3 separate regions of the Mus musculus genome follow, and regions 2 and 3 are each linked to region 1. A link is a loop called in an ENCODE intact Hi-C map of the cell type or tissue named here. Cell type or tissue: left cerebral cortex. All regions are shown on one strand. Each heading gives the region's core, and the rest is flanking DNA. Links, peaks and the distances in the headings are about the cores only.

Region 1 (8,352 bases), core at 230-8,229:
ATACCAAAAATCTAGATGACTTGTTAATCCAGAATAGATTAATAGTTTCAAAGATGGACAAAGTTGCCCATCTTCACATGCTGGAGTAGCAGAACCTCAATGTATAACCTCTCAAAATATTCCCAATGTAGAAATGGGCAAAGTATTAGATAGGGTTTCCATCCCAAACTAGATGGGATGCAGAACCATTCACTAAGAGGCAACAAGGACACGTATTTTAGAAAGCCTTCTATAAAAATATTTTTTATTTATACCCTTTAATATTTCTCTAAAATATGTATCTTGTATTTTAAAGAAGTATTTGTAAATGGCAGTTTATTGTTTACAAAATTCTAATGGTAGGCTTAAAATATATTGCCTATCATCCCTGTGTTGGACCATATAACCCTGAACCAAATACCAACAACGCTGTGAAAGAATACTTCAATTTCGGAGTCAGGGCTTTTGCTTTTGTGCTATGCTGCCCACACATAATCTCACATGTTTGAATTATACATTTTCATATTTACTTTCTCTATGATAGGACTTGATATATCCTCTATCGTGATTTTTGAACAGGGAGACCATGTATGAAAGATTGAGAACTGGTATGCCTTGATGAAATGTAGTGAAGGATGTTTCGGTCTTTACTCTGTAAGAGCTTTAACCCTGACCATTGGTCTCTGGAAAAGCTATAAAACAACTGCCACCATTTTCAGACATAGAAGGAATGGTGTGTGTGTGTGTGTGTGTGTGTGTGTGTGTGTGTGTGTGTGTGTGTGTGCACGCGCTCGCGCACACATATTCTCCAGTGCCATGCATGCAAGTCTTTATGTGTGTGTATTTATTCATCTGGAGACCAGAAAGCAAGTCTAGGTATCATTCCCCAGGAACCATCTGACTTGTTTGTGACTCATTTCGAGCAAACCAAGTATGCTAGCCTGGCTGACCAATGAGCTCCACATCTCTACTTCTCAATGTTGGGCTTATAAGCACATATCACCACACCCAGCCTTTTTATTTTCCCCCTTTAATGTGGATTCTGAGAACCAAATTCAGGTCATCTGGCTTATCCAGCAAGCGCTTTACAGGCTGAGCTGTTTCCCCAGCACCATTCTGGGAAGCCTTAGCTTTCATGCTCCTGTACTCAGGACTTGACTATACTAATTGACTTATTATTTTTCTCATAATAATGGAAACTTCAATGTGATATTTGCTGGATGCCAGATAGATCCAAGGTTTTCTCAGAGACCCTGATGAAAGGACAAAGGAAATATTAGATCAGGAGCAGAGTGGGTAAGTTCAAGTCTGGGACTGAAGCCAGTAGAAAGGAGTCAAGGTTGCCGTTTCTATGAATCCAACTTTTCCCCTGGGCTGTGGTTATCATTACTAATGCAGCTGTGTGTTAGGTATCCTGTGTTCTCTCGACCAACATTGTCTGATTCCAACGTTGTCTGATTTGACTTTCTGCTGACCTTGGCCGTTTTCCCCCTGCAAATAGTATATAAGAAGCTGTGTGTGCTGCTTAATAAACTTGTTTGCATAGGCCATCAACTTATGCAAGGCCTCCTGGTCACAGCTATTTGTTTTCGGTGTCTTCTCATCTCCAGTTCTAGCACCTTGTCATTCAGGACCCTTATTCCTGTAGATTTGTGTAATATCTTAATAGTTCTCTCTATATTTTTCATTTTATTTATGGTCATGTAATCATGAATCATATGAAGAAATAAAAAGATTCATAAACTTCTTCTCACTAAAAGTATGTTTAGAAGCACAAACATTTTTCCTATAACCCCCAATATAGAATTGGAGAGAATAGTTGTAAGGCCATCATATGTCTCTCACCCTCCACTGGAAGTTCCTGGCCCAGGGATGACCTCACTCTTCACAGTTCCTGGAAACCATAAAATAGAAAGCCCAGCAGAGAAGGAGACGGGGCACAGTGAGCTGAAATAGCACAGGCAATGAATCCTGTTCTATCTCAGTGTCTAGACCAGTAATTAGGTTAGATTCCATAAAGTTGTGGTTAGGAGGAAGGTATTGCCAAAGCATTTGGAAACTTAATATATATTCTAAAGGCCTTTAACCACATGGGGCCCTTGTTACTGTGGAAGAATCCCACAGCTTTTCCAAATGGAATATTGGACCAGCAGTTGTCAATGAAAACTAGAAGTTTATCAAGAAAGAGCTTGTCCCCTTATCACAGAGGTATGCCTCTCCAGTCTTCAGTATTGGTCTGACACTTCCTTCTTCAACCTCTGGCTAAAAATTTTCACATTATATACTGCTTGACCAAGTTTAAAACAAAATGAAGCTGTGTATGTGTCGACAGGCATCAAAATAAAGCCATTAACAATTATATGCAAGTCTTTATGTATCAACTTCCTCAACATTTACCTTTTTATTTTGGTGATGCCAAATAAGTTGTTTGATTTTAAATGATTATCAACTCTTAATTTGAATAGTAAAAAATAAATATGAGAACTTAATACGAAACTCAATCCCACATTGTAATTCTCTGTTGCCTATAATGCTAGAATCCAAAAGTTGAGTAAGTCCACATACTGAAACCTGTGTTTCTAATTCTTGTAGCAGTCAAGTAGTTAATCTGCTTTAGGCTCCCAATGCTCCCGCTCAAGAACTCTGGATTTGGGAATGCAAGACACACATGCCAGCCAATTTTGATATGCCTTGACTAGCTCAATGGTTGGGCACCTCTAAACCTCCCCACGCCTAGCACACACTCCCCTCTGGTATTCCTGAGTTAACAGCTTTTAAAATCTACATTTTATCTCTGCTACCCCATACACAATCGAGGAAGTGACCCCCTAGGGCCATTTTCCTGGATTCTTACATGGCATCAAACCTTTAAGTCTGCTCTCTTTTCTTCCCTGACATGGAAGTTCTCCTCTTTTTTCCCTCTCCCCTCAGTCCCTTGCCCATGCTATCTAAAAGTCCTGCCTCCATCTCCCTGCCCAGCCATTGGTTGTATGGCAGTTCTTTATTACCAATCAAAGCCAGCTGAGGGCAGAAATCCTCAGGTCTGGAAGTGCGGCTTTTGGGAGCCGAATTAAGACAAAGCATTAGAACTAATTCCCAACAAATTCTCACAGCATATATTTGAATATTACTAATCTTAAATGCTACAAATTTTATACACACACACACACATATATGTCTTAGAAGATGTCAATAAACATAGAGAAATGAATTTTACTGTTCCCATAATAGAATACGTTACTGACTCAGTAAAGATTGTTTAAGAGCAACATTAGGATCAGAAAACTTGTGAAAAAATGAATATATATATATATATATATATATATATATATATATATGTGTGTGTGTGTGTGTGTGTATATGTGTATATATATATATATATATATATATATATATATATATATTATCAGGAAGTTGTAATTTAAACTTCCTCAGTTGATAATGAATATAATTAACATAATATCATATGTGCATCTAGAAAGTTCTTCTTTATATACATATGTGTGTGGGTATAGTGTGTATGTGTGTGTATGTAGGTAGGTAGGGAGGGATGTATAGTGTGCCCATATGTGTATGTATGCACATCTGAAGGCATGGTACAGAGCCAGCAGGGCAATTGGGTACCTACCAGATCACTCTTGACCTCCTTCATTGAGACAGAGTCTCTCAGTGAGCCTGGATTGATTGCTATCAATTCCCAAGAATCTTCCTGCTTCTGCTTTCCTCCACACTATCATTACAGGCATTTGTGACCATACCCAGCTTTTTATGTGGGTGCTAGGATCTGAACTCAGATACTTATGATTGCTCAGCAAGTACTCTTGAACACTGAGCCAACTCTCCAGCACCACATACGTTCTATTTTACCCTCATTCTACTGATGAGAAATCTCATGCTTTCTGTTCCAATTTCCCAAGGTTATTCTCATAGTAAGTGAGATAAAATCTATCTCTACTGTCTGTGGGTGCCACCATCTTATGTAACAGAGTCACACAGGGCTGTACAGCTATCTTGATGTGTTCCTTTATCTTTGCTGGATTAAGACAGTACTTTCAATTTTAGCCATTCCAGTGGGTGTGAAAGTGTCACAGTGTGGTTTTAATTTGCATTTGTTATTCTCTTTATAGTTATAAATTTTGCTTTTTCGTATTCTGTAACCCCCAAATGCGTAGCTCCTGTTTTTGCCTTTAACATCTTCTATCCTTGGAAGCACAGGAAACCATGAAATAACTTTCAAGTTCATCTCATTTTAACTACTTTTAGAGTTCTATATTTATTTTTTTATGGAACTAAGTTTCCATCTGGTATCAGATTCCTTATGACACAATAATTCATTTCAATGTCTAGATAATGGAAATATTATTTAAAAATTATACTTGCAACTCTTTCAAAAAATTTCAAGATTCTCCTTCTTCCCTCTTAATTTGGGGAAGATTTTTTCATGCTTATATCTAAAGATTTTTCCCATGATTGTAATGAGTTGCCACCCTTATTTTCTGGCTTACCTGCCTGCACATAATCCTCTCTTGGCCTTATTTGTACTCATCTATAATAATTTTAACTCTCTCTCTCTCTCACTGCTTTTAAGATTTTTTTTAATTACTGGTCAGGAAATTGATGTTGATATTCTTGCCTGTGTATTGCTTATGCTTGAAACTCTCTGAGCCTCACATCACATCAGTAGATTTGTCCCTTTCATCAAATTTAAAAATTGTTTGTTGAAAGTCCCACTCTTCCCACTTCTTCTCAAAAGCCTAGAGTATTTTTATGAGGGTTTTTTTTTTCTCCCCAGAAGGTGATGGAGGTCTGACCATTAGGTTTTACATTTGTTTTTCTCTGTCCTTTTTATTTGAGAGCAGAGAGAAGGTGTTGCAAGAGACTTAGCCCATGGCCCTGTATATGCTTTCCCTCTGAGTTTCACTCCAGCCTGTCATGAATGTAAAACACATTCAAAACTGTTTTCTCTTTCTGCACTAATAGCCGTCAATTCAATCCAGTTACACTTTATTTCAGACCCTGGTTGGCTTGTTTGGTTGGTTGGGTGGTTGGTTGGTTGGGTAGATGGTTGATGGGTTAGTTGGGTGGGGGGTTGGTTGCATTGGTTTGTTTGTTTGGATTGGTTTGGTTTGTTGTTTTTAGTTTTTAAAAAGGTGATTTGTATTCTTCACTTCTCTTTTTGCCTCTCCTCTACCTTAGCAGATGGAGCATATTTGTGATGTAAGTTCTCATGCTCTCATGTTCTTGTCTGCCAAAGGCATCACATCTTCACTTCTGTCTCTATTTCTATACATGGAGGAAATATTTTCTTCCTCTTACATGATCCAGGGATTAAATATTGCTTATTTGACTGTGAATATTTCATGATACAGAGTTCCAGATTTGCTTTTATTTTCTGTGTGAGTGTACATCTCTCTCTCTCTCTCTCTCTCTCTCTCTCTGTGTGTGTGTGTGTGTGTGTGTGTGTGTGTGTGTGTGTGTGTGTGTGCATGCATGGGTTTGGAGGTGAAATGTTAACACACATGTACATGTACATGCAGAGGACATAACTTAATGTTGAGCATCTTTTTCAGTCAGTTTCTACCTTATATTTTTAATATTTGTGTTCTTGTGAATTGTAGGAAATGTATTAATGGTCTATGGTAATTTTCCTCTGACTGGAGTTATTTCAGACCCTATGTATGTACAGACTCATAATCAGCTAAACAGTCAAAAGTATTTCATCCATAGGTGTCCAGAATTTTCTCTGTTGGTAGCATCATTTCAATGTTCATAACTATGATGTGGATAGAAAGAAATTATTCATGGGTTTCCTTGATTTGGGTTACAGAATAGAAATTACCTCCAGTGAGTCAGTTGAAGAAGCCAGACAAAACTCGGTCTTTTATTGTTGTTTTTCAAGAATAACTGTCCTGCATTAATGTACAAATGGCCTGCAAAATGGTCCAATGGGTGAAAGTACTCATTGCACAAGCCTGAAAACCTGAGGTTGATTCCTGGAATTTACATGGTGAAAAGAGAGAACCAGCTACTAACAGTTTCCTCTGATCTCTACACCCACATCATGGCTTGGGCTCATCCACATCCCAAAGCACCTCTCTCTCTCTCTCTCTCTCTCTCTCTCTCTCTCTCTCTCTCTCTCTCTCACACACACACACACACACACACACACACACCATGTGCACATGCACACAATTAGACAGACAGATAGACAGACAGAATAGAGACATATCCTTTGTGGTAAAAACTGGCATTCGTTCTGATATCAAGTGTGCATGGTAGAAATTCTATGAGCTGAAACAACCTCTTAAACTTTCTATGTCTGAACACTTCACCTATTGGTAGGATGGAAATAACTTCCTCACAGTTGTGCTGAAGTTGCTAGATGAGTTAGTATATGGCACGCTCTTAGAAGATCAGAGGAGTGTGGGGGCACAGCAGCATGTGCCGCTTATGCCGGGTATCCCTTCACCTGCTTTCCAGAGTGATTCCTTCTCTCATGAGGCATAGGAAGGACTCTATAAAATTGAACTTCTCATTGCAGTTCAGAGAAGAAAATGTAGTGACAGTGGGTATAAATGTTTTTATATTTTTATGAAGAGAACTTATTTTGAGTTTTTGATAACTGGACATGTTTGCGAGGAAAAGGAGGAAATGACATATTTCTTCCATGTTAGATGCTGCTTACCAATTCCTCTCATATATGTATATATTTTAAAAACTTTTATAGAAGTAGGTTTCCATGTGACCCTTAGTGCCCCTTAATGTTAATTACCTCCCCCTCTATTCCCTCTCTTAGCTCCATTTCCCCTCAACAACTGTATTTAATTCTCCTGTTTCAGTCTGCTCCAATTATTCTCCATTACTACATATTCAATTTCTTCCTTTTTGGAAAACTGCGCCCTCACCCCCATCCTTTATTTTATACCTAACCTCCATTGTTATGCAGATTATAGCATCCCAATAAAGGGGTTAACATCAACAGATAAGGGATAGTATGCCTTATTTATCTGTTGGGGTGTCAGTTACTTCACACTCAATGATTTTTTTTTCTAGCTCGATCCACAGATGTCAGAGACCTACTCGTTCTAACAGGCAAGAGTCTCATAAAAATTATACATAGATAGTGTTTAAAATTCAGTTTATTGTGGAATATCTTATTTTCTCCATCTATAGTGATTGAACGTTTTTTCTGGGTATAGTAGTATGGGCTGGCATCTGTGGACTCTAAGTCTGAAAGATATCTGTCTGGGCACTTCTGGCTTTTAGAGTCTCCATTGAGAAGTCAAATATAATTCTAATAGGGCTGCTCTTGTACATTATTTGGTAATATGTAGTTCTCTCTTTTTTGTTGTTCTTTACATTTAATGTTATTATTATTATGCAGAAAGTGGACTTTGTATCTCAGTCTAATCTATTTGGTGTTCTGTATGCTTACTGTATCTTTATGGACATCTTCTTTAGGTTAGCAAAATGTTCTTCTGTGATTTTGCTGAAAACATTTTCTGAGCCTTTGATCAGAGTTTCTTTTACCTCCCTCTATCTATACCTATTATTCTTTGGTTTGATTTTTCAGTGTCCCAGAGTTCCTGGATGTGTTGTGTCAGAAATGTTTTAGATTTAACATTTTCTTTGACTGATGTATCTATTTCTTCTATTTTATCTTTAAGACCTGAGAGTCTCTTTCCCATCTCCTGTATTCTGTTAAAGCTTGTTGCTATGGTTCCTGATTGAATTGCTATTTTTTTTTCATTTCCAGAATTCTCTTAATTTGTGTATTCTTTATTGATTCTATTTCTAACTTCATGTCTTGAATGGTTTTTTTAATTTCCTTACACCTTTGTTTGTGTTTTCCTGGATTTCTTTAAAGGATTTATTAATTTCCTTTTTAAGCACTTCCATCATATTCATAAAGGTTGTTTTAAGGTCTTTTTCTTGTGGTTGAAATATGATTCAGGGCATGCTGTTGTAAGATAGCTGAGTTTTAGTGAAGATATATTACCCTGGCTTTTATTAACTGTGTTTTTGCACAGGTGTCCGGGTGTCTGGGTTTGTGATAACTAAAGGTCTAGGTGCCTATTTCTGGGTTTATCTTTGTTAGGTGGATATTTGTTCCTTGGTTTCTGTGACCTCTGGATTTTCTTAGAGCATGACAGCTGTGAATTTCTTGTGATCCTGTCCTGTTCAACTGGTTTATGTACACAGTATGCCTACCTGCTGGTGTTGGATGCTTGATAGTTGGGATGACTTGGTAAAGGAAAGTTGGAAGAGAGGGTCTTTGTGATCCATTGGGGTGGAATCAAGGAGAAAAGACAGACCACAACTGGGCTGAGACTGGCGGATTAGATCTCAGGAACAGTAAGAAAGGTGTGGGTT
Region 2 (8,352 bases), core at 80-8,079, 77 kb after region 1:
TCATTTTTTCTCAGTGCTCTAAAACATGCATAAGCAAAGCTAAAATGTCAGAAGGGCAATAATATCTGCTAAAACTTTAGTGCCAGATCATATGCATCCTATTTTGCTTTTTGTGTCATTGTGACAATCCATTCCACTCTGTATTTTCCAGTATTAACTATGTATTTTCTACAACTTCATTGTTTGTAGAGTGAAGGCACATTTTAGAGCAGAAAAATAGTGTTGTTTACTTCTTAGTGGGAATGATATGGCCTGTTTCATTCTGTTTCTGATAAGTCTCTGTTGTGTGAATAAACCAGGAAACAGAAAGAGTGAAAATCACAGAAAATAAAAATGGAAGGCATAGAAAGTAGCTCTTTAGATGACTCCCAAAACATCCTGTCACCTCATGGCATCCATGCTTTTGTGTGGCCCCCACCTCTGCTCTATATAAAATAGTAATAGAGTATTATAAAGATGGCTGACTACCCTGTCTGTGACTCAATGACTTCTGCTTTGAGGTGAACATCCATGTTGGAATAGCCACCTCAAAAAGGGAATGTGCAGGGGTCCTCAACAACATAGATACTAAGTCTTACTGTCCCCCAGAACTACCATCTTACCAACAGCCATAAAAGTAAGCACAAAATGAAGTCACCCTCAGTCAAGCCTTCCTCTTACACTTCTACATTGACCACCACTAGATTCAACTTGTAAAGCTCCCAGAAGTGGAGGACAGTGCTAACCATGTCCAGCAAGTTCTTAGTTCTCAGGCAGCAGACAGTTGCTCTAAGCCATTATGAAGTAAATTGGTACTCAGTGTGTATCAATAAAAAAGGCACAGTCAATACACTCATCGGTCTTTCTTTCCGTGTGCATTATACCATTAGGATAGCAAACAGACAATTTTGCTTTTTCTTAACTTTTTTGACCAATCAATCAAATAAGTAATATGTTATTTTTCTAACCATTTCAGCCCATTTCTTTTTTTAGTTGGTAAGTTGCCTGGTGGGGGGGGGGGGTAACTTACCAAATAAAACTTTTAGTTGGTGAGTTGTGGTTGTTTTGTTTCATTTATTTAATACTGTGTCTTACAGTAGATTGTGATTTTTTTAAAGCACCTTGTAGATAAGCTCCTTTGCAGACACTGGAATCCTTGAATCCTTGAGCCAAATGGGGAGAAAATATCTAAGGGTCAAGATATAAAAGAATATATGTCAGCTCATGACATGCTTTGGTGCCCCCTGCCTTTACTGACATCCCCTAACGTAAGTCAGAACGTGTTTGTGGGTGTCTCTGGAATGTCCGTGGTGCTCTCTGAAAATAAGTGTGTTGTTTTTTTTAACAATTGGTAAATACTTTGAGTGGCATTTCACTATATTTTTTATACAACATTCTGTTTGCATGTTGTTAAATCTATACTCTATTACTCAGTAATGTTCATCATGATGAACTCTTATAAATAGTTCTTACGTCTTCATTATTTTCCCAGAAGCAGGTATGACATCTTCAATGATGCTCAGCCCACTTAGACCTCATTGTGCCAAAGGATTCCCACTTTAACTATTTCATGTCATCTAACTTATTCAGAATTTCTATAACAGATTTAGAAAGCCAGGCAATTATAATTAATGACTGCCAAACATGGGAGGAGGGTGACTATGTGTTTCCTATTCAACCTCTGCCAGAAATCTGACACCTTCTGTGCCCTGAAAACCTCTGATAGAGCATGAAGAAGGCTGTACAACCACTGTGCTGCACAACAGCAAACCAGCGTTTATGCTGCCCTTCACCTGAATTTTAGCATTGTCCTAACTAATAGACTATTTCTCTTCCTCGGTGATGCAGATATAGGTCATATTTGACCAGACTAAGAGTAGATAAAAGCAGGTTTGCTAGGAGGCAGCTTTTGGGTGAACTCACCAATCTTACCAGTGGAGGTCAGTGGAGTTGCATACCTGGGCTAAAGCAAGGGAGTTTCATAGAGCTTAGGAGAGGAGTCAGCTAGGAGCTGGGATTGTGTCCCTACATGATCAAAACCTAAGCCCCAGGGTAGGCACTCTTGGGTGGGTTGCCTGAAACTCAGAGACCAGGAGTGATGACATGCTAGCCTGGAGTTTTCTCTGTGCAGGTGGGGGACTTGTCTCTGGGGCGTGGGGGAGGGCAGATGAGTTTCCCAGCTTGGCTTGTGCAGTGGCAAGGAGTCGTTCCAACCAAACACTGAATCTACAGTGAATTTTGGAATGAGGTCTCATAAATCTTTTTGCAACTAGCTGTCATTTTCTTCAGGCCTTTTCTAATCATGCAGATCAGCATAATCCTGGTGTTAGTTTGAGTAAATATCCTAGGTGTAGGACCTAGAGTTATTGGCTACAACACACCGGAGGTGTCAGAACTGAGGCTATACACACTGAAGAACTACAATGGATGCTTCTCTCCCTGTTCCAAATGTCGTGTGCACTTAGAGCTGTGTCCTAGCAACTTCTGCTCCTTATTACTTTTGTCTTGCTACTTTGTGGACTTTTGAAATTGACAGCTATGGTGACAGCAAAAAGTGATAAAACGCAAGGTTCTTTGTGGAGGCTTGGGTGACAATTGCTCACTGCATATTTGTAGACTCCTCTCTGATTAACACTGTTGCCCTAGGTTTTCCGTTGTCTTCTATTACATGCGTTCCCAGCACTCTTTAAAACTAATCATTGACTTAGTTAACTATTTGCTAAATTTTGGGGTTTTTTTTTTTCATTTATCAAATGAAGCATGATAGCATGGTGTGTATGTGTGTGTGGACATGCGTGTGCTACTTATGGCTAATGGAATACTAAAAGCATTAACTATTGAGTATCTAAATTTCAGGCAAGTGATAGAAGACTAGGCTTTGGATAAATATCAGTGCCACAATAATGCCCAAAGGCCCAAAGCTGCTTAGTAGCTTCCCCTGAGTTAAATGCATGCACTTGATCTCAGCGCTGGGATGAGAAGTCAGGTCAAGGAAGTTTTGTAGGATGTCCCTGCAGGTGTCACAAACAGTACACAGCATCCAGGAGTCATTGGTGCAGGGCTTCCTTGGATCCTAGCTGCACCAGAAGTAGTAGATGGGCAGCCAGAATTATATATATAATAGCATCTGGAGTCTCCAAGGTCAGCAGTGGAAGGTGAGACAATAGACAAGCCAAGATTATATTTTCCCAAGAGGAACAGGTGAGTATGCCCTGGGGTTGAGGAAATGTTTTTAATTTAGAAATTTGTGAAAACGAACTGACTCACTGAGGCCCTTCTCTCCCTGCCCTTTCTACTACACCATCTCTCCCTGTCCTTGCTGCTACAAGGGTTGACACTTAAGATGCATGAAAAATGAGATTTCATTTCCTATCTGTGACTTCTTTCTGGTCTTCAGAATCAAGGCACTGTGGAGGCTGAAGCGGGTGAATAAATTCTTCTGTGCTTTATCATCAGCTTAGTCCTCCTCCCACTTTTAAACTCCAGTGAAACGTGAGTGCTAACTGGAGCCTTAAAAAAAAACCTCAAGAAGTGGGAGTAAAGTGGGATGCGCCACCATCTGTTCCCTGACTGCATCCCTATTGATGAGGCTTGTGAAACAGCCCTATGGAGAAGAAACAACAAGATCAAGAGATATGCCAATAAGATATGGAATCAGTGTGCCAACCAGCAGAATTTTGAATAGATACAAAGGACTTGGTGTGTATTTACTCAATAGAATATTTTTCATCTACAAAGAAGGAAAGCCTGCCATTTGGAGCAACATGGATAGATCTATAGGATAATATGTTGCGTGGTTAGTCCGACACAGAAATATGTACATTCTCTGTACATATTTCTGTACATTCTCCCCACATTTGAAAAGTAAAACTTGTAAAGCTGTATGTAGAATATTGACAGAGGTCGGAAAGGGTGTGTGACTAGAGAAAAGGTTGAACTTCATTGTTTCAAATATCACCTTGAATCATCATATATAAATATACATTTATATATTATATGTATATATATGTATGTGTATGTATGTATATGTATATTAATTGAAATGAAAACAATAGAACAGAGTATTAGACCAAAAGAGAGACATACATAACAAAATAGCCACAGTCTGGCCCAGAGAGATGACAGCAGTTGTCAATACCTTCACAGTCTCTGTGGCTGTGACACAAACATATCCTGAGCTGGCTGCAGACAAGAACACTGTTTCCTGTTACGGTAGTTGATAAAGACAATGTTTCTAAATACTTAATGGTATGTATTATATTTATTTACCCACTGCTTTCTTCTCACTGACCTTCAATGGTTTATGTCAATCCCAGTTCTTTATCCAATTGTTCCATACGAAATGAAAGTAAACAGATAATCATCCCTACCCCAAAACTGACTTAGAGAAAAAAATCAATGTTATGATCAAGCAACTCCTACTTTCAACTCTTCTTTAGATACCTATACAAAATAACTGAATTGCGTAATGCTGTGGGTTCTTGACAAGGAGTTTCTGAATGAGTGATTTCATCATGTTGACCTTTGAGGGCCACACAATTTGGTTAAACGATGGAAGAGCTCAAGTCATGATATCACACGTGAGTCAGTGTCTCAGATAGTCTGAAAGACCTGGCTGCAGCTCTGTGCCTGATTCATGGTTGGACTAAAAGAAATGCTCTCTCCCTTCCAGTATTTCTCAGTCAGTACATGCTAAAAAGCATTCCCTTTTTCTTCTATTAAAAGCTGTTTTGAAAGTGTCTCATTGAAAATGCCAAAGCATTTCTCAAAATTGGCAAATGTGAGAAATCTTGGAAAAATTTTAATTAGACTCAATGACAAATACAATTGCAAAATGCAAATTAAATTATGGGCCTGGGGGGGAGGGGGCTGAGGGTGTGAAAGTAAGGCAATGGCTCAATCAAATTTGATCGACGTTCTAATGAATATCCCTGGTGCCATCTTGCTGAAAGCATACACTCTGGGTCAGTAACTCTCCAAAAATGGTGCGCACCAGAGGGTTCCGGTGACCTCACAGAGGTTAGACTCCTTGCTTCTCTGCTAATTAGCTGTGTTAACATGGATAATTTAATTAATCTGTCTGTTACTCACGAGCTAGGAAGAAAATTATTATTTGTATTTCCTCTTTCCTGTTATGAAGTTTCTGCCCAGAACATTTTCCCATTTTTAATTGTTATGTAGGTTTAAGGGTTATTTGGGGAGTAGGGGTTTCTTTTACATGCTGAATATTAATTCTTGGTCAGATTAACACCAATGTGAATTATAGTATGACAATTATAGAGAATAATATAGAAGTTCTTTACAAATAAAACTCAATATAGGACTGCTATATGACCCAGCTATCTCACTTTGGAGCATCTCTTCAAAGGAAATGAAACCAGAGTAAGGAAAGGTGCATACATGTCATAACCTGGATGTAGAACCAGCCAGGTGAATGGATAGAGAATATGTTGTAGATATACAGTGGGGTATTATGTATCTGTACTCCATTGTCTGCATCTTCCTGTGGAACCAGAAAACATGTCAAGTGAAATAACAAGCATGTTTTATCCATAGAAATAATAACAGAAGTAATGATAGTAAAATTAATATCTTACTAGTAGCCTCTCAAATAAATTTAAACAATAACTCCTCAATTTTGGCTGTGTTAATTTATTGGGAATCTCTCACAAAACACAATCTTTGAATTTTTTTGTTGTTGTTTTATTTTGTTTTTTGTCTTTTGAGATAGAGTTTCACTAGGTAGCCCTGTCTGTCCTGGAACTCACTGTGTAGACACAGGCAGATCTTGAACTCACAGAGTTCCATATGCCCCTACCTTCTTAGCTGGGATGAAGAACCTTTACTACCATGCTGAGACAGTTGTATGAAGAAAGAAAGAAGACTGGTAAATCCTAATTGGCTCAGCTTTGGTTCTATGATGACTGTAGTCAACATTTGGCCATTTTAATCTAGGGGTAGTACACACAAGCTATGTGACAAATTTTTAAATTCATAAAATTTAGATTCACTTTTTAAAGAAATTGACATTTACAAATTATCCATGTTCTGTGCTTAAGTTGATTTTATCTGCATGTAAACGTGATGAAAGATATATTTCTCATTCTTTGTTTATTTACTTTTTTCATACCTAGTGTTAGTGTATTCCAAATTCTTTTGGGAGAAAAGTCTCCAGAGTAACTAACTACCCACCTGACACTTGGTTTAAATAGTTGTGTTTTACTGAACAGCTTTGACATTCTACCATTCTTCTTTTAGGGAATGGGTTATTTTATGAATTTAAAACAAACCTGGTAGCCTTGAAGAAGCGTCTTCCCCAGCTCTAAATTCCCTGGTCGCAGGAAAAGAGCATCGTTGTTCTTTCCCGACAAAGTCATGCTGCCACGCTTCTCAGCTAATGAGGAAATGATAGTGGAAGAGCTGTCTGTAGACAGGATAACTCGGGAACTGTTTTTCCTCTCAGACATTTCCTCTACTAAACAAGAGACAGCTGTTACATCACACTGAAGACTGGAAGTGAGGCCTGGAAATGATGGCTTATGTGTCTTTAAAAGTGGCCTGAGAGCAGTCTGAATGCTACGATAACCAAGACCTATGTTTACACACAGCAATGGCTTAGCTTTGCCCAAAAATTCAATCCCTGACTGAAACACATAAAGAACAGAGAAACTGTTTGCAGACAACTGAAACCGAGGCCTACATTTTACAAACATTGCGCTTCTGGGAATGTTTTCATATTGTTTACTTGCAAGGAAGAAAAACCTCAAAGCTAAATGTAGATATCACTGGAAAATAATAAAAAGCACTTCTGAAATTTTCATGAGTCAATAAAAAAACATAATTCCATTTAGAAAAAAATCAATTGACAGATATGTTTCAGAGGGTACAGCTACTATTTAAAGCAAGAGCCACCTATAGTCAAATTCCTTTCTAAAAGGACTTTCTCTCAGTCTTGAAACATTCACCAAAAACATTCCAGACACATTTTATCTCTGGTCCCCAACAGTGTCTTAATTTTTAAGTAATGATTGAATAAAACACACACGCAGTTTTTAGATACTGAAGATGGGAGCAAGCTATTTCCACTGAACAGTGGAGCCTTTTTAGCTCGTCTCTTGTTAAGCCCTAACAAGACGCCATCTTTACAATTCTCTCAAAAGCATGTTGTACTAAAAGCTGCATATCTTGATTCTAAATCTAAATTCAGAGACATCCGTTTCTGAATTTTTAAGATGCCATGCGACGTATATCAAAGCAGTCATTAAAATAGGTTATAACCTTAAAAAGAGGAGGGGGTCATTGTGACGTACTTCATCTTGTTTTATGTGGATTTAAATGAAATCACTTAAAAACAATGAGTTGCTATTGTCGACGCCCTCCCTGTAGAGGAAAATGTTAGGTCTTTAAATTACTTGTCTAGGGAAAAAAGAAAAAGGAAAAAAAACATTGTTTCAGTTGGCTGCGTCGGACGGAGACTTGGGAGAAAAAAAAAAATCCTCTGTAAAAACCAGAAGCAGAAGAAATAGACAGCAACGTCAAAATCTCAAACTGTAGCTGCAGCCAGCTATTTATACTTCCCAGACAGTTCTTGGAAAGATCTATTGTTAAGATTGAGCATTTCCGGGAAGAAGAGGGGGAAAATCCTTAGGTGAGCAACAAATGGTAGTCTTTCAGTCCCTGCCTTTCAGGTGCTGGGAAACATTCACTTTAAGTCTTGTCAGGGTACAGAAAAATGATCCTTCCTCTCTTCCTCTTGCTCTCGTGCTTGAATCTGAAAAGAAACTTGTCTTACACCCAACTGCACTCCCTTCGTTCCTAATTTCCTCCATGCCTTCCCTCTTCCCTTTCTCATTTTCAGCCCCAGGTTTCTTTTTAGAGGGGGAAGAACTTGCTAAAGATGGCGTTCTACCCAGTGCTGCCCTGCCCTCTAGTGGCGCAGAGCCTGTACTCCGTACTCTCTGTTTTTTTGTTTTTTTGTTTTTTTTTTCCCCTCTCACTAACCTCTCTGCCGTTCTTCAGCTTTTTAGCCTTCTTCTATTCCTTACACATCCCTTTAGCTTTTTCTCGTTTCTGTTATCCTCTCTCTCCTTCAGCATCCAACCTAAAGCTGTCTGTAAAAGAAGGACTTGCAAAATGTGTATACTTAAAATTCGAAATGATTCGAAAAGAAAAACTTGGTAACTAAATTCTCTCCTCAGATTTAATCGGCATGCTAAATCCACAAGCTAAATTGGACCAAGTCAGAGACTGATGTACTTGGTAAACCTTAGAGAATATTAGTCTCTCTCTAAGAAACTCCTATGCAAATTGACTATCTCCATAAAGTTGGAGCCACTTTGACTTAGCACCATGCAGGACTGGGATCTTACCTAT
Region 3 (8,352 bases), core at 80-8,079, 87 kb before region 1:
GAGTAGAATTTCTTCAAAGACTGAAGCGGATGGTGCAAAGGAGAATCTTCCAGACACCAAAGATATGTCGATAATATCCTAAAAAAAAATGTGGCAGTATGCAGAGAACTGGTAACATGTAACAAATATGCCGTACGTACGCTAGTGGCCACTGGAGAACGCTGACACAGACAGCAGAAACGTGTGAAGCCCTTGTCAAATGCACCATTGCAAACCTCTGTTAGTGATCTGGAGCTTGCTTCCTGAAACCATCAATATGAGCAGCCGCAGTCTCTTTCTGGGGTTCACTCTGAAGCTGTTGGAGAGAGAACTGCGACCTCTGAAGCATGCCCACAAGTCTGGGCTACAGGCTCATGGTCCGCCTGTGACTGAAGCACTTAATTTTTAATGTTTTCCTCCGTTTGGGGTCTGCATTTGTTTCCAGACTATACTATTTACCCCAATCTCTTAGGCACGTAGGAAATTGCTGTGCCCAGTTTAAAACTCATTTTATCAACTAAAACGAGTGAAAACTTTTCACTTGTGATGGTTTTCTATTTTAATTTAATAATTTATGTTAGAACCTTCATACATGACCTCTGTTGCTAGATCACTCTGACCCTCTCCCTCTGTCCCTTGACCACTCCTGTACCCACCTCCCAAATCTCTGGTCTCTTCTTTAACTGTTATTGTTATGCTTGCATACACATATGTAAAGGTTCGCACACATGTGCATATGACTAGTGTGGTCATTTAGCTCTTCCCCGGGCTGCTTTCTTTTGACTTCCTTTGACACAAAATGTCATATCACTGTGTTAGCATATAGAGTAAGTAAAAACAGCACATTTAATTCATGTCATTTCTGCCCATGTTTAAAAAAAAAAAGGAAAAGAAAAGAAGTTCTCCTTTTTCCCTTTCTCTTTGCACTTCTGAGAAATATTCCCCAAAGTATGTAGAGTCCAAATATATTGTAAGTATCATCTAACACTGACTTACGTTGATCAGGGTTTTTACCGGATGGGACAAAGGTCACTCTAGTTCATCTACAGAAGTGATCTACAGCTAGCTGTATGCTCTATAAAAGAGATACAGCTACAGACTCTGAAATGAGTTATCAAGAGTCACCTACGAGGTCAAATTCTATTGCCAAGGAAGAAATTACCTATGACACTTACAGAAGGGAGACCCTATTGACTGCACAGCCACATAGCCTCTGCCCTGATGTGAAGGCATGGACCAAAATGCGCCTTTGTGAATTGGAAACCCAACACTATACCTACCTGATCCAGCACAAAGGCACCACTATGCTTTTCTGCAGCAAAACAGATCCCACACCCAGAATCTGCAGAATGACTCAGCTCTAATTCCAAGCCACCTACAAGCTACAGATTCTTAGCCAAGCTAAGATACAGAGTGCCCACAGAATGTATCCATAGCGAGAGGGTTGGATCAACACTCTCAACACTAGATACACAGCCCCAACAACAACAAGCAGAGGGCTGCAGGCCCCAGATGGAGTCAAAGATACTAAAAGATAAGACAGGAGCACGGACAAATGTGATAATTTATTCATGTTAAAAGAACTTCTTTAAACTGCAGCAGTGTAAGGAGTTGGCCCCTATTGAAGTGAGGGCAGGAATTCCAGCAGAGTAGACATGCCTCCTTGAACTGGCTGTCCATGAGACAAACATGCAAATAGAAATTCAGGGATGATTTCTGTAAGCCAGGCCTAAAGCAAAATGTTTACTTCTCTGGGAGGCTTTACCCTTTAGTCTAAGATCTACAATTAATCAAATGAGGGGTGTGTGTGTGTGTCTGTGTGTGTCTCTGTGTGTGTGTGTGTGTCTGTGTGTGTCTGTGTGTGTCTGTGTGTGCCTTTGTGTCTGTGTGTGTATGTCTGTGTGTCTGTCTGTGTCTGTCTGTGTGTGTGTCTGTGAAAGAGGAAGGGAGAGAGAGAGAAAGAGAGAGAGAGAGAGTGAGAGAGAGAGAGAGAGAGAGAGAGAGGTTGCATGCATACACACCCACTGATGATAACATTTTGTTTTAAATCAAATAATTATCACTTCTACAAATGCTTATCACCACAAAGCCACCTACATAAGTTAATGTAAAAGTTTAATAATCACAGATGAAATTCCTCACATAATGGTACAAAATTTTATAAAAATTTGTATCAACACCTCAGCAAAGTTTTTTGTTTGTTTGTTTGTTTGATTAATTTTTTTTAGGAATTTTTCTTTGTTTTTTGTTTGATTAATTTTTTTAGGAATTTACAAGACTATCAAAAACATTTTTATAGAAAAGGACATTGAATATAAACATAATCTGAATTCCAAATAATTTTGAAAAGAAAAAAAGATGAACTTTAATGGCAACATCTCAGTGTGTTCTCGGGTCTGTTCCTGGGTATCCCTTTGGATGGCTGATTTATATAGCTCATCAATTTACAAAGAAAATTATGCCCCAGTCTCCATTACGGCAATCAGATCGCTTATATTATAATTAGATTTGTATTTAATGATGCTAACGAAAGCTCAGCGCAAAAGCACCACACACAGGTCATGGAAACAGAATCCCAGACTCTTCAACTCTAATGATGCCAACCCCTAAATACAATTTAATAAGTGTCCAATTACTTAGCATTAGAATCCACAGCATAGACTTCCTATCCAACAGGAAGAGGAATTTGGAGTTGACAAGCCTGTAAAACGTTAGCCACGTCTTGGCACCAGGATGTGGATTTCAAAGGGTGCTTCTTACCCATCTGCACAGGCTTCTCTGGAACATAATGAAAACACGGTGCTTTTAAATGAAAGACAATGAGTCACTCTCCAGTGGGATAAAAATAGAAGGAAACCGACAAACATCATCTGCAATAAAATTAGCTCAGCAGTAGGCAGTGGGGAAAAAAGTATTAATTTTCATTAAAGAAAAGTAATATGAACCGAAGTGGGAATCGCTTTAGGGATCCAAAATAGTGAGCTTCGGCAACACAAGGAGAGAGCACATCTAATGAAATAAGAATTATCCCAGGCTAATTTTCCTACCATCTAATCAAAATGAATGCCTTTTAGAAAATATGACTGATTAATCATGAATCAATTCTAAAGTGCAGGTAGCTCTTGGTGTTAATTAAAGAGAAATTGCACCTTATGAAAACCATGCAGAGCCTCTTGGAGTGGGATGTGTAGGCTTTAATACACCATAAATCTCTAGAAAAAAATAGAAATTACAATTACACATAGAATTATGAATTAAAAATCATAATTATATAAAAATCTATGTTATAGAAAACATTTTCCCTAAATGCAAACAAATGTTCCATGGTAATAACAAATTTTCTTGATCTATCAATCTCTATCTGCTAGGTAGAGATTGTATTGCTATTGTTGATTGCCACAGTTGACAATATTGTAGCTTATTCCCTGGAAGTTTAACAAAGATCATCAACAACAAACAAAACAATCTATTATGTTTTTAGGAACATTTAAAATCAATAAACCAAATTGCCCGCTTCGGTGTGGACCCTGGCAATAAGAGACATTTAGTGTTTCATTATGTGTCACACATCTCTGTGCTGACGAGTGCAGCCAAAGTGTTGAGAGGAGCAAAGCTTAAGCCATGCAGGTTCTCACGCTTGGGAAAGGAGACAAAAGAGAAGTGCAAATGGAAAATTATCACCCCACAAAAGACTAACATCCAAGTGTGGAAACCCAGAAGAGTCTTGATAAGCTACACCAGCAGATCCGAATGCAGTTTCATTTTGTTTGTTTGTTCCTGGAGAAAAGAGAGAGAGAGAGAGAGAGAGAGAGAGAGAATGAGAATTAGAAAGGAGCATTAATGTGGAGAAGAGATGCAGTCCAAGCAGGTGGGGCTTGAGCATACAAAAACATGGCAAGCAAGAAAGCCAGTGGGAGTCACATTAAGAACAGCTCAGGTAGGATTGCCTAGGCTACCATTGCAGTGGTGAGAAAAGACAGTCCTCTTAAACAAGAGCTGATAGAATCTCCTAACAAATATAAGACACTGCATTCCCCGCCCCCCACTGAAATACACAAGAAATACCACTTATCTGATGAAAATAAGAAGAGAGAATGTGATGAAATCTATCAGGAAAAGAATTCCAAGAAGTGGTAGGGTGGCATTAAATTAAACTAAATTTGGCCTGAGCTGACTCCAGACCTTTTGAGTTTCTGTTTTACAAACTGCAACCTAAGTGAGTATGTAAGTAAACTGCAGCCTGACACAGAATTGGTGTGTGTGTGTGTGTGTGTGTGTGTGTGTGTGTCATTGTGTGTGTCTGTGTGTGTGCATGTGTGCGTTTCAAATATGTGATAGTGTACACTCACATGTGTGTATGTAGTGTTGAGGCCAGAGGGCAAATTTAGGTGTCACTTTTCATGCACTGCCTACCTTGGTTTTTGACACAGGGGCACTCATTGGACCGAAGCTGGCCAACAAGGCTAAGCTAGCTGGCCAGAGAACTGGATACATCTGTCTTGGCTTCCCCAGCACTGAGTTACAAGCACACACTGCCACAAGTGACTTTTTTATATGTTTTCCCATGCTGGAACTCAGATTCTTAAGCACTCAATATCAACCCTTTACTGACTAAACTCAGTCTCAAGCACAAGAATATATTCTTATGAGTAGCTAAGTCTCAGCCAATAGCAGCCCGCCTTTCACATCACACTACCCAATCATAGCCTGCCCTGCCTTCATTAACAGACCACCCACACAAGGCTAATCACCTCTCCATATCATGTCTAAATTTTTCTTCAGAAACTGAAAACTGAACTCAGTAACAGCTTGTGATATCTATAACAGACCATACTCTATAGATAGTGGAAAAATGAAAACACAAAAATCACTGTATGTGTGTCTGTCTTTCTTCACCTATTTGTCTATACTTTAGTCCTTTCATCTCTAGGCCACTCATTCTTTATGCCAAACAAGTAGATCATATAGAGGAATAGTGTGTGGGCTTCCCTTCTGACTCCATATATTCTTGAAAGAGTAAGGTATTTCAAGGCTGCAAACAATATGGAAGGAGAGAGTGTAAAATAATTTGACCTCAAAATAAATACATTCTCTCTCTCTCTCTCTCTCTCTCTCTCTCTCTCTCTCTCTCTCTCTCTCTCTCATATTCAGATAGCCTTGGTCCTTCTAGCTCTTTATGTTGGATATTCTAAGGGTTGATTTTTCATTTAAAATCTATACTGTGCCAATGAATACAGATAATATAGAAGTTCTGTGAGGTTTTTATTATAGTTAATAATGTGCAATGAATGTTTAAAATCCTGAAATTGCTCACATCCAAGCAACTGATAATGGAGAGGCTTCTAGGCTTCAGAGGAAGTAGTTTGTGGCTATGAGTACCACCTCTTTGATCATTCTTGTTAGGATGGGCTTTTATTTATGAGCTGTCATTATCTTGTGGTTGTTAGTGACATGACTAAATGAACTCTTAACACTGTGAGTGAAGACAGAGGTGTATCCTGTCTCATTCCGAAAATCTCCTGCCGCAGATTTGTCACCTAGGCTTCACCCATTTCACAGCCTCAGTTCTATCAATTATCTGTCACTTAGCCATGTTTTCCTTTTCTACTCTTTATTTGAGTTTTTCAAGGACATTTTAATAATTTTCTTTTTGTTTCAACTGTATCTTATGTCTCTCCTCAAACTCTAATCTCTCATATTCAGTCCTGGGTTCATCATTTTATCATTTGGGAATCTGTTTTGGGTTCATTTTACCTGATTTCTCATAGGGCATGGGGTAATCTTGGCCATTCAGTTCGTACTGGTTGACTAAGGGCAAACTATCAGCTACAAAGGGAACCTAATTTACAAAATAGCGAGTATTGTTTGCAGTATTTTATTGACTAGCTGAAGTTCACTTAAAGAGTAGATTTTTAACTGATCAAACCACAAAATAAAACAGATCTAAGTAATGAGTAACTGTGCTCAGTGACTTGATAATCACCATAAAATATATGAATGTGAAACTCTGTTGTGAAATATAAGTTTAACTTTTTAGTCTCTAAAATGGACTTCCTTTGTCAGGACTGTGATAAATACTTTCTGATAAGAGCATTTTTATAGTCCAGTTGGAACATTGTTCTTTGGAGCTCTTAATTAATTACCAAGTTCTCTTTTACTATATGTTTGTTATCATAGCTAGTATTTCATTTTATCAATAGTATATAATATATACTATTCACATTTTTGTATGTTTTTGCCTTAAATATAAATGCCTTGAATACAAGAATTTTGTTGTATTTTCAATTAAAATATTTATAGCAAGAAAGAAGGAAAGAAAGAAAGAAAGAAAGAAAGAAAGAAAGAAAGAAAGAAAGAAAGAAAGAAAGAAAGAAACTCTGTTGTGTGTCTCTAACTTACACAATTTATCAGTTTTACTCTGAGGGAGCTGAGAGGAAAACCAAATCTTTCTCTAGTTTCTTACCCCAATTCCTACATCATTTTGGTTTTCTTAGTTTCATGCCACTGGCCTCCCACAATGGCTGCCACTCTCACTATCAAAAGTCAGGATTTTTCAGGGTTAATGTCTTTCTTTCTACCCTCCATACTGGCACCTCCAAACCATGAGCCAAAAAAAAAAAAAAAAAACCCACTTTCTGCCTTTTAAGTTATCTACTTCAGTTAATCATCAACCAACACAACGTCTGTTCAAAAACATTATCTACAAGTATGACTGACCCATGGAGCTTACTACCAGAACCAGAAAGAAAAAGAAAAGAAGGAAGGGAAAGAGGGAGGGAGGGAGGGAGGGAGGGAGGGAGGGAGGGAGGGAGGGAGGGAGGGAGGGAAGGAAGGAAGGAAGGAAGGAAGGAAGGAAGGAAGGAAGGAAGGAAGGAAGGAAGGAAGGGCCAAACAAACAGAAAAGAAAATTTAAATGTAACCAAATGAGACATTTTAAAAAGTAAAATTTTATAGCAAATCCAAGAATGTATTTTTCACTAATTTCCAAGGGCTGTAAGAGGTAAATGGAGGGATAATAGGAATATGGCATCAAACATATTTATTTTGCTATTTAGAGTCAATGGTGAGTATTTTTTTCAAGTCAGAAAGGAGACTAGCAGCATATGGAAGCCCCAGTCGCCCAGCGTAGACAATAGGGTAATGAGTGTGCACCCAGTGACTGAACATGAGTTATAACCCAGTCCCAGCTGGAAAGTCATTGCAGGGAGAAAGGCAAAGTCACTTTTGTCATTACTGCTGTCCTCATAATCCTTCAGGAAAGGTGACGCAGGATGCGCCCATTTTCTGTTTCCCACTGTCATCCTCCATGTGGACAGTTGCCAGAACCCCAGAAGATCAGGATGAGCAGAGATCTTTCGTATCATTGTTCTGGTTTAAATGCATAGCCTGAGAGGATGAAGCCCTCCAAGAATGCTAGCTGATGTAGTCAAAATCAGAAAAGAAGCTAGGTATTCTGATCTCACATAAACCATACTTAATTGCAGTGTGGTATTTGCTCTGTTCACAGTGAACCAAAGAATTTTATTCTCTTCCTTCAATTTCTTTTTTTTTCCAAATTATTTTTTTTATTTATTACGTATTTTCCTCAATGACATTTCCAATGCTATCCCAAATGTCCCTCATACCCTCCCCCCCACTTCCCTACCCACCCATTCTCATTTTTTTGGCCCTGGCGTTCCCCTGTACTGGGGCATATAAAGTTTGTGTGTCCGATGGGACTCTCTTTCCAGTGATGGCCGACTAGGCCATCTTTTGATATATATGTAGCTAGAGTCAAGAGCTCCAGGGTACTGGTTAGTTCATAATGTTGTTGCACCTATAGGGTTGCAGATCCCTTTAGCTCCTTGGATACTTTCTCTAGCTCTTCCATTGGGGGCCCTGTGATCCATCCAATAGCTGACTGTGAGCATCCACTTCTGTGTTTGCTAGGACCCGGCATAGTCTCACAAGAGACAGCTACCTCTGGGTCCTTTCAGCAAAATCTTGCTAGTGTATGCATTGGTGTCAGCGTTTGGAAGATGATTATGGGGTGGATCCCTAGATAAGGCAGTCTCTAGATGGTCCATCCTTTTGTCTCAGCTCCAAAATTTGTCTCTGTAACTCCTTCCATGGGTGTTTTGTTCCCACTTCTAAGGAGGGGCATAGTGTCCACACTTTGGTCTTCATTCTACTAGAGTTTCATGCATTTGGCAAATTGTATCTTATATCTTGGGTATACTAAGTTTTGGGCTAGTATCCATTTATCAGTGAGTACATATTGTATGAGTTCCTTTGTGATTGGGTTACCTCACTCAGGATGATGCCCTCCAGGTCCATCCATTTGCCTAGGAATTTCATAAATTCATTCTTTTTAATAGCTGAGTAGTACTCCAT

The links. Hi-C counts contacts between places; a loop is a spot of excess contacts. Peaks named below come from ENCODE experiments on the same cell type or tissue, not always from the same donor. Only the 100,000 strongest peaks of a DNase experiment are listed, where the experiment ranks them.
Region 2: a loop joins it to region 1, with 5 times the contacts of the local background. A loop is called at or near these places in 4 of 42 quality-filtered maps.
Region 3: a loop joins it to region 1, with 3 times the contacts of the local background. A loop is called at or near these places in 2 of 42 quality-filtered maps.

Annotation. Positions count from the first base shown.
Region 1 is chr3:80,156,266-80,164,617 of GRCm38, reverse strand. No RefSeq gene overlaps it. Among named protein-coding and RNA genes, the nearest start is that of Gm36569, 270 kb to the right of the region's middle. In left cerebral cortex, for the core only: no CTCF peak of the experiment used is centred there; DNase peaks (open chromatin) are centred at 2,839, 3,986, 5,059 and 6,405; H3K27ac peaks cover 2,784 bases.
Region 2 is chr3:80,079,515-80,087,866 of GRCm38, reverse strand. No RefSeq gene overlaps it. Among named protein-coding and RNA genes, the nearest start is that of Gm36569, 200 kb to the right of the region's middle. In left cerebral cortex, for the core only: a CTCF peak has its summit at 7,900 (motif pointing left); DNase peaks (open chromatin) are centred at 4,564, 6,562, 7,085, 7,856 and 3 more places; H3K4me3 peaks cover 718 bases; H3K27ac peaks cover 4,880 bases.
Region 3 is chr3:80,243,190-80,251,541 of GRCm38, reverse strand. No RefSeq gene overlaps it. Among named protein-coding and RNA genes, the nearest start is that of Gm36569, 360 kb to the right of the region's middle. In left cerebral cortex, for the core only: no CTCF peak of the experiment used is centred there; DNase peaks (open chromatin) are centred at 1,363, 2,768 and 3,916; H3K27ac peaks cover 2,582 bases.